Regions from separate parts of the Mus musculus genome. Here region 1 is linked to region 2. Evidence: chromatin loops called from intact Hi-C (ENCODE). Cell type or tissue: left cerebral cortex. All regions are shown on one strand. Each heading gives the region's core, and the rest is flanking DNA. Links, peaks and the distances in the headings are about the cores only.

Evidence for each region. A loop is a pair of places that touch in the nucleus more often than their neighbours do. Peaks named below come from ENCODE experiments on the same cell type or tissue, not always from the same donor. Only the 100,000 strongest peaks of a DNase experiment are listed, where the experiment ranks them.
Region 1: it touches region 2 in a loop (8-fold over the local background); 1 of 42 quality-filtered maps calls a loop at or near these places.

The regions. Positions count from the first base shown.
Region 1 is chr2:155,048,938-155,053,325 of GRCm38, forward strand. a (nonagouti) reads left to right here. Exons shown (of 4, transcript NM_015770.3): 4 at 1,691-2,075. The coding sequence ends at 1,861. Among named protein-coding and RNA genes, the nearest start is that of Gm39965, 5.5 kb to the left of the region's middle. In left cerebral cortex, for the core only: no CTCF peak of the experiment used is centred there; DNase peaks (open chromatin) are centred at 1,906, 2,164 and 2,747; H3K4me3 peaks cover 1,547 bases; H3K27ac peaks cover 1,686 bases.
Region 2 is chr2:154,654,698-154,659,071 of GRCm38, forward strand. Chmp4b (charged multivesicular body protein 4B) reads left to right here and starts at 2,329. Exons shown (of 5, transcript NM_029362.3): 1 at 2,329-2,674. The coding sequence starts at 2,485. In left cerebral cortex, for the core only: no CTCF peak of the experiment used is centred there; DNase peaks (open chromatin) are centred at 2,206, 2,982 and 3,334; H3K4me3 peaks cover 2,505 bases; H3K27ac peaks cover 1,603 bases.

The sequences.
Region 1 (4,388 bases), core at 169-4,168, 390 kb after region 2:
ATTCAACGACCACCTAAGCAAATTGAGATGCTCTCACAAAATGAATATTGTTAAATGAGGGGATATAGTGGGGTACTAAAGCTTGCCTGTAACACACAAAGCCCTGGGTTCAATTCCCACTATGGCAAATAATTAATAATTAATAATAAATACCATGTTAAAGTCAGCTGGATGTTAATATGTGCTAGAGGCTCCTTAACCCTTTAATACAGTTCCTTATGTTGTGGTGACTCCAACCTTAAAATTATTTTAATTACTACTTCATAACTGTGATTTTGTTACTGTTATGAATTATAATGCAAATATCTGTGTTTTCCGGTGGTCTTAGGCAACCCCTGTGAAAGGGTTATTAGGACCCCGTAGGGGTTCTTGACCCACAAGTTGAAACAGGCTACTAAAACACACTTTGTTAAAAGGCAGTTAGAATGCCTTGAAAAAAGCAATTAAGGACATGCTAGGACCAAACAGAGCCTTCCAAACCGAAACAGACAGAAAAAAGAATGCTTTCTCGCTGACTGAGGACCATTTCATGTTTTTGTACCTATACCTAAAATCATACTACGATAATACAGGTTCCTACACTCTGATAAATAGCAGATTGAGGCATTGTTGAAATGCACATACTATTCCTGTGTAGTGTGGCTCAATTAATTGGATCAACTATAACCAAAGCAGGGAGCACTGAACAAAATACATATACATGCTAGGTGCTGGCAATACAGCAGTAAACAAGAGATTATAGCTGTGTGGAGCTTACGTCTGAGTGGGGAAACCAGCCTTCAAGTAAATCAATAAAGAAATCTAAAGTCTTATATGATACATACTGTAAAGGAATTAAAGCATGGGGAAAGCCTAGAGAAGTAGCATTAAACAAAAAAAATTAGTAATCTAGAGCAATGTCCAGTAGAAACACAGTATAAGCCATAAATGTATAATTTTGTATTTTCTAATAGCTGCCTTAAAAGACTAACAATATTTAAAACTCGGTATAAAGTATTACTATTTCAACATCTAAAAATTTTTTTAAAGTTACTTTTGTGCAGTCTTTAAAATCTGGTAAATAGCTGTCACTGCACACATCAATTCCAACGCTAAATGTGGACCTAGTATTTATGTTTAACAGGAAAATATATGTTTACGTTACACTTAAATAGAAAACTCGGTTCCTCAGCACACAGGACCTGACTACCAGTGCTAGAATGTCTCTAGGCTATGGGGTAGCTAGCCCAAAGGACAGATGCCAAACACAGGAGTCCTCCAGGGCCAAAAGGAAGTTTGTTTCTCCCTAGAGAAATCACTGGGAGCCCTTAAGCGGACGATGAGGTCATAGGAAGGGCCTTCTTTGGCCACTGGAGGATGTTAACTCTAGAGGACAGGGTGGCTAAGGGAAAGAAGACAGTGAGTGGCCTAACCCAGGGGCAATGGATAACACGGATGGTGACAGGCTTCAAACCGGAAGGTTGTTTAAAATTGGGGCTAAGTGGGGCCTAAGAAAAGGGCCAGGTCAGAGCTAGGTAAGCTTGAAGATGAAGGCGATGTGCAGGTTGGGGTGGAGGGCAAGGACCCACTGGGATGCCCTGTGTGCATGAAAAAAAAGGGGGGCAGAGGTCTCTGGTCCTGGACCTCCACAGTACATGAGCATCGCAGGATGGCGTAGCCCGTTCAGTAGTCCTCAACGTCTCTCCTACAGAAAAAGGCTTCGATGAAGAAGGTGGCAAGGCCCCCGCCACCTTCGCCCTGCGTGGCCACCCGCGACAGCTGCAAGCCACCCGCACCCGCCTGCTGCGACCCGTGCGCCTCCTGCCAGTGCCGTTTCTTCGGCAGCGCCTGCACCTGTCGAGTACTCAACCCCAACTGCTGACGCAGCTTCTTCGCTGCGCGCGCAGCTTCGGGAACGGGTGATTGGGCGGGGCTTCAGGGTCCCGCGCTTCTAGGCTGAGGGGCGGGTCTCTGTGGGTGGGGCTTGTGGGTGGGCGTGGTCAGTGGTTGTGACTTGTGGGCGCTTTCAAAAAACCGGTTTTCTAGGAAACCTAGTGGAAGCTAAAATCAGAATACAATAATATTTTTAGGCTGCCGAGGAAGTGTGACTATTTCTTTTAAAAGCCGAAAGCTTCCGGCCGCTTTCCATTATAGAGTCTGGTCCTTGCGGATACCCCGCAGTCTGCGCACGCGCCAGCCACTCTTGCCCATAGGGAAACTACATAGCGCCTACAGCTGCTCGCGTGGTTGCTGTTGCTGCATCTTAGGGATGGGCACAATGTTGGCAGTTCCTTCCAGTCTGCCAGTGTCTAGGCTGCCTCCAAACTAAGGGAAAGAAGCCATTAGGGAACCACCTTCCAGTCTTTTCACCCATTCTCTTAAGCGGGAGCACAAAAATCTTAAGATGTTCAGAATTCCATTAGCAGTCTCAGCCGGGTGGGCGAGGGGAGGCGGGACCGTGCATTTGCAATGGCTTTCTAAATCCAAAAGGATTTGGGTTGAGGATTCCAGAACTTTTAAGAGGCTCTCAATCAAAGTCACCACCCAAACCCACTCCTCTTTTAGTCACAAGGGCACACGGATGTTTGGACCTGAGAGTTTTTCTTACGCCAGGCAGTAGTCCCAGCCTTTTTTTTTTTAATTCTAAAAATCTTGAGCTTAGACTCCCAAAGACACAAAATTTTAGATAGCCTTCCTCAATCTTCACCCTAGTTCCGTTGACCAGTAAGAAAGTGTGGGGGTTGGGAGTGGGGATGGGGCTGAAAAGCAGCAATCGAGCGAAATTATTAAGGACCAATTGCCAAAAATGTTCCAGACTGTTTCCTGAAGTCCCTCAGAGTCTCAGTCTGTAAGAAGCTGAGGTGTGGTGATGTAATTTTGAAAGAACTGCGCGAGGTAGAACACTCGCAGGAAGGAGTCAAGAGTTTGGGAAGCAGGGCTCGGTAAGGAAGGACCAGCAGGGAGGGGCAAATGGACGCCCTTTGAGACTAGAGGAAGGGCTATAGACAATGTCGTCTACTTGTGGAGGAGGCTATGGAGCTGTGCACATAGTGCTAGGAAGAAAGGCTGAGAAGAAAGTGTGCAGCACAGAGCTCCTTCCCTAGTCTAAGTTGCCCCTACTCTACCCCTGCAAATTACTACACTAGCAATACCAAAAGAAAACAAAAAGGCCTGACCACCCCCACCCCCAAAAAAGATTCCATAGAGAAGTTATCTTATCTCAGCACTGATAACTAGAGAGGGGGAGGGAGCAAGAGGGGTGTGTTTGTGTGTGTGTGTGTGTGTGTGTGTGTGTGTGTGTGTGTGTACAGTGAGGCATAAGGTCTGATACAGGATCAGTCTTTCAGGCCTTTGTGTCTGTTTGCCATTATTCTTTCAAATGCCTTAAACAGGCTGACAAGATGGCTCACAAGCATGCCAAGCCCCATGTAAAAGAGACTCCAGAGATGTCTAACTGCTACAATATACATGCACTCTCAAACACATCATACAAAAATATCTATGATAAATACAAATTTATTTATCTCCTTCAGATCCCCCTTCTTGCCTCCGACCTTCCCAAATAAAGACCCAGGTTGTGCCTTTGGTGGCATACTTACTAGTGTGGAAACAATGGAAGCCAACACCTTTACCGAACCACCACCTGGACAGGACACAAGAAAAGACAGGTGGTCCAGGCAAAGCTGCCTACACAGTGCTGACCCTGGGAAAGTCCTTGTGTGTCTCCCTGAGCTGTCTTATACTTATCTTTAAAATGAGAAACACTAATTCCTGCTGTTCTTGTAAAACTCCAGGAAGTTGTTATTTCTCTATGCCTTAACACAGCTACACACACACACTCACAGAGAACCTGCCAGTTGCTTGTTCTGTTTTCTGTCATTTGGCCTGCAAACCCAGAAGGCAAGAACATTTTGTTCCTTGCATGACAGCTGCTGCTGAGTAAGTGTCACCAGTAATGAGAATATTGGGAACACATTGCAACAACTGTGCCTGTGTTTTCCTGACACTGTTTATCGACCAGGTACTATCTCCCAGCAGTGAAGCTGGGACACAAAGTCCCACCCTCAGCCTGTTTACGCAGGCTTGTTAATTTTGGTTTTGTTTTGAGACAAAAATACCACTGTGTGTAGCTTTGACTGGCCTAGAACTAGCTGTGTAGACCAGGCTGGCATCAAACTAAAGATTGTCATGCCTCTGCCTCCCACTGCTGGGACCTAAGCAAGTGCCACCACCCCACACAGCCCTTTAGTAACAGTCATTGAATTACTGGGTTTGAACGACTAATCCAGCAGTTCCCTCATTAGCACATGTGTATTGACCACCTACTGTGTGTCAGGTACTGTAACCACTTGAATGAAAAACTCCAATGTGGATATTGTCCCTACAGAGCTTACCAGCCCAGTGGGTCT
Region 2 (4,374 bases), core at 375-4,374:
CAGTTCCCTGTGCTTTGGGTTCAATCGCTAGCACTGGAAATAATAAAGCAAAAAGATACCCAGCTGGGCATGGTGGTTCATGTCTGTCTATAATCCCAGCACTTGAGAGGTGAAGGCAGAAAGGTTGCCTTGAGTGTTCGTGCCCTGGTTCTTTCGTTCAGGGTAACCCATGTTCTGCTTATTTTCACGAGGCTTTAAGTAAGAAAGATTCTTTTATTATATGGGTGTTTTGCATGTGTGTATATATTTGTGCTACACGTGCATTTGGTGTCTGAGGAGGTCAGAGAGGGCGATGGCTCTCCCGGGGCTGGGGCTGCAGTTGTGAGTGCCACCGCATACATGGGTGCTGGGAACTGAGCCTGGCAGAGCAGCCAGAGAGCACTCCAGCCCTGTTTGTCACATGGCTTTTACGGAGGTGTTAGAAGTTAAGAAAGCTTTTCAAAAGGACCCGCACTTGACCCAAAGGCCAGAACAGTGAAGCCCAACTGGTGTCTAACCGATGTACTCTGTGAGTCTTGCCACGGCAGGCAAATCCTCAGGCAAGATGGCGGCAGCTGTCCGTGTGTCAGCGCGATGTACCCATATCCTAGGCAGACATCATGGATGTCTCAGTTTTTCTTCTCCTCCTCTTCTTCCTCCTCCGTCTTCATTTTCTTTTAGAGATCAAGACAGAATTTTGCTATGAAGGCCACACTAGCCTGGAACTCCAGGTTTCCTGTGTCAGCCACTATAGACAGACACTGCCCCTGGCTTTCAGCACCCTTTTAAAAACAAGAGTCCCGCAGAGGCAGGCGGATTTCTGAGTTCGAGGCCAGCCTGGTCTACAAAGTGAGCTCCAAGATGGCCAGGGCTATACAGAGAAACCCTGTCTCGAAAAAACCAAAAAACAACAACAACAAAACCAAGAGTCCCAATGTAGGTTCAAATTCTTCCCCAGAGACGGATGCCAATTGTGTGGTAAGAGTATTTAAGTTAAATTTGAGTTTTCTAATATAATCCCCCCAAACATGACTTTCTATACTCCTAGAGTGTCTTACTATTATTGTGACCAAAGCAACTCGGGGAGGAAATGGTTTACTGAGCTTATACTTCCATATCATTGATCATCATGAAAGCAGGTCAGAACTCAAACAGACAGGAGGTTTTTTCTTTTTCTTTCTTTCTTTCTTTCTTTCTTTCTTTCTTTCTTTTTTTTTTTTCAGTGCCAGAAATACAATTACATTCAGGAGGTTTTTTCAAGTCAGGGTTTCTCTGTATAGCCCTGGCTGTCCTGGAACTCAGTCTGTAGACTAGGCTGGCCTATAACTCAGAAATCTACCTGCCTCTGCCTTTGCCTCTGGGATTAAAGGCATGTGCCACCACATGGCAGCCCTCTTATCTCAGCCTTTCAAAAGATGTGAGATTATAGGCATGAATTGCCAAGTCCTGTTTAAAACACACATCTTTATTTGAGTGCCTGTAGTCAGCTGGGCCCTTTATATTCCTATCTCACTTACAAACTCTTTTAAGAGGACTTGTGACAATTTCAAATTTACAGCTTTGGAAAGCAAGAGGAAGTAAGTATCTAAATGAATATTCGAGGCTGATTTTGAAGCTTTGCTGTTGAATTACACTGCCAAGGTGGTTAGTCTATTTTAGGTTTCAGAAGGTCTCTTAGGTGAATAAAGAGAATGACAGCTCATCCAAGTAGAGAGAACTGACCGGTCTGGTAAAGTAAGCTAGTTAGACAGCCAGTTTCCTGGGCTTGATTCACTGACATATAAATTAGGAACAGCACAGATCCAACACTTCAGAGGCAGAGACAGGCCAGCCTCTGATCCTTAGGAACTTCAAGGCCAGCTTAGGCTACATGAAAGTCTGGTTCCAAAACAGACACACAAAATAGGAACAGCATTATCTGTTGTAAACTGCTTTAAGAATCAAATGTGATTATGATTGTAAAGTACTATGTTCCAGAGATCATAGAAAATGAGTGATGTTGTTATCACTATTACTTCCCGTGCTGTGAATTAGGTCCAGGGTTCTATCACGGACCAGCACAACGAACCCCTCTTTTTGTAATAGTTATTTCTTCTCTTCCTGGTCTTTCATCTCTACGGAACACATTCCAAAGAGACTACATTTTCCAGCATGCCACATTGCCCTTTGACCTCTGCGAGACTAAAAAGATGCGCCATAGTACGCCAGGAGCCGGAAAACTCAGACTCCCGGCTTGCAGCGCGCGGTCCTCCCTTAGACTCGAGGGGCTGCGGGCGCGTGGTGCTCTGGGAGCTGTAGTCAGCGGCGCGTTGCCCTGACGCCGGCCGGGCCCGGGCGTGGGGGCCTGTGGGAGGTGGCGCGGCCGGGCCCAGCTGCGGGGCGGAGGTGGAGGCGAGGCCTGCGGCTGCGGGGAGCGGCAGGCCGGGAGTGGGCGCGGGAGCCGAGCCGAGCCGAGCCGAGCCGAGCCGGAGTGGGCGCCGGAGGCCGGCGCGGCGAGCAGCAACCATGTCGGTGTTCGGGAAGCTGTTCGGGGCTGGAGGGGGTAAGGCGGGCAAGGGCGGCCCGACCCCCCAGGAGGCCATCCAGCGGCTTCGGGACACGGAGGAGATGTTAAGCAAGAAGCAGGAGTTCCTGGAGAAGAAAATCGAACAGGAGCTGACGGCTGCCAAGAAGCACGGCACCAAAAATAAACGCGGTGAGACGGCTGGGGCCCCATCAGACTCTCCACTGGCTCTCCTAAGGCTCCCCAGGCCCGGACTCCACTTTGTCTAACTCGTTTCGGGGTCTCTCTCGACTCTGGAACTCTCCGGCCAGACTTCTTTCGTTGTCCAGCCGAGCCGGGGATCCCTTTCCATCTGACTCCTTCTGGGTCTCCTTGAGCCGGTTCACTTGCATCATCAGACTCCCTTCAAACTCTCCCTACCCTGGCAGGCCTCTTCTGACCCAGATCTCACAGCACTTTAACTTTGCTCAGTCTGTTCCACTCTGTTCCATTGTATTCTTTTCTCTTTGGCCTCACCCATCTTCCCAGCCACTGCCTCTACCCCCACCTTGGTTCATTTCTTTGCCCCACCCTATCATTTATGTGTTTCTTGGTCCACCTCTGTCCTCTCCTGAGCCCTTGGTGACGTCTGAGCTGCCTTCTGCCCCTGACTTAGGAGTCTTCTTGAGAAGCTTCCTTTATGGAGAAAAAAGAGAACTGGGGAGTGAAGAGACCCTCTGGGACCCGCTCTGTCTGTTCACTTGTTGAGTGTACTTGTTAAGTTTTGAGTTCCACATCCACCGGCTAGGAGCTGGCCACTGGAAGACCTAAGATGTCGATAACCCTGTGATTCTCAGAGCTTCCGTGTTGTAAGCCTTACCCTCTTGTGACTCACCACTTCCCCGTTCCTCCTGAACCAGAAATGACGAGGACTCTGCCTCTGTTGACCCAGTCCTGTTGTTGATTGGAACTTGAAAGCTTCTTTGCTTCCTGTCTAGGAATCGAAACTGTCTAGGAAGTACCTTGTAGTTTTCTTCAGTGAGATGGATGTGAAAATGTGTGAATGACTGTAAAGAAAGTCAAAATGCTCATGTGTGTTTTTGTTACAACAATGTGAGCATGAATCATAGCGTGACAGGTCACCCCTTGAGAGTGGGCCGAAGTTGAGAGATAGAGAGAGGTGGGGGGGGGGGGCTGGCTTAGGAATCATGCAAACAAGTATTTAACCCAGAAGGTTACCAGGGAAATTTCTTCCGGGACTGTGACCTTTAGTGGATTTATCCTCCTAAGAGTGTTTATAATATCCAGTACTAGTAGGGGCTTAACTAACATGGGAAACATTAGCTTGTTTTGTATCACAATGATAACCTATCTTGAGGGCTGCTCCTCTGCCAATATCATAGCAAACATTGAGGGAATTCTGAGTACCCAGGACATCCAGTCTGATTCATAGAGGGATATCAAACAATGTCTGCTTTAAAGAAAAGGTACTAGCCGTGCATGTCCCTGAAAGCCTGTAAGCTCAGACCTGGGAGGTGGAGGCAGGAGGGCCAAGGTCATCCGTGTTTACAGAGCAGTCTGAAGGCCCAGATGGCCAACAAGAGAGATACTGTCTCAAAAAGGAAGATGGTGGGGGTAGGGGAGACACTACATGAAGAAACTAACCAATTTGGAGATGTTAGTGATGAGCACTAATTACGACTAAGAAGTGGGGTCATAGTGATAGAGTAGGGTGCTGTCTTGGTAGGATGGTCAGGGTAACATCTTTGAAAAGTTCAAGTTTGAACTGCGGCCTTTTGAAGTACCCAGCTTTGGGGGGATTTTTCTTGGTTGGGAGAATAGCAGAGGAATGGCTGGGAAGTTGGCCTGCTTTAAGAGGTTGAAAGATCTCTGTATCTTTCTAGTGGTTGAAG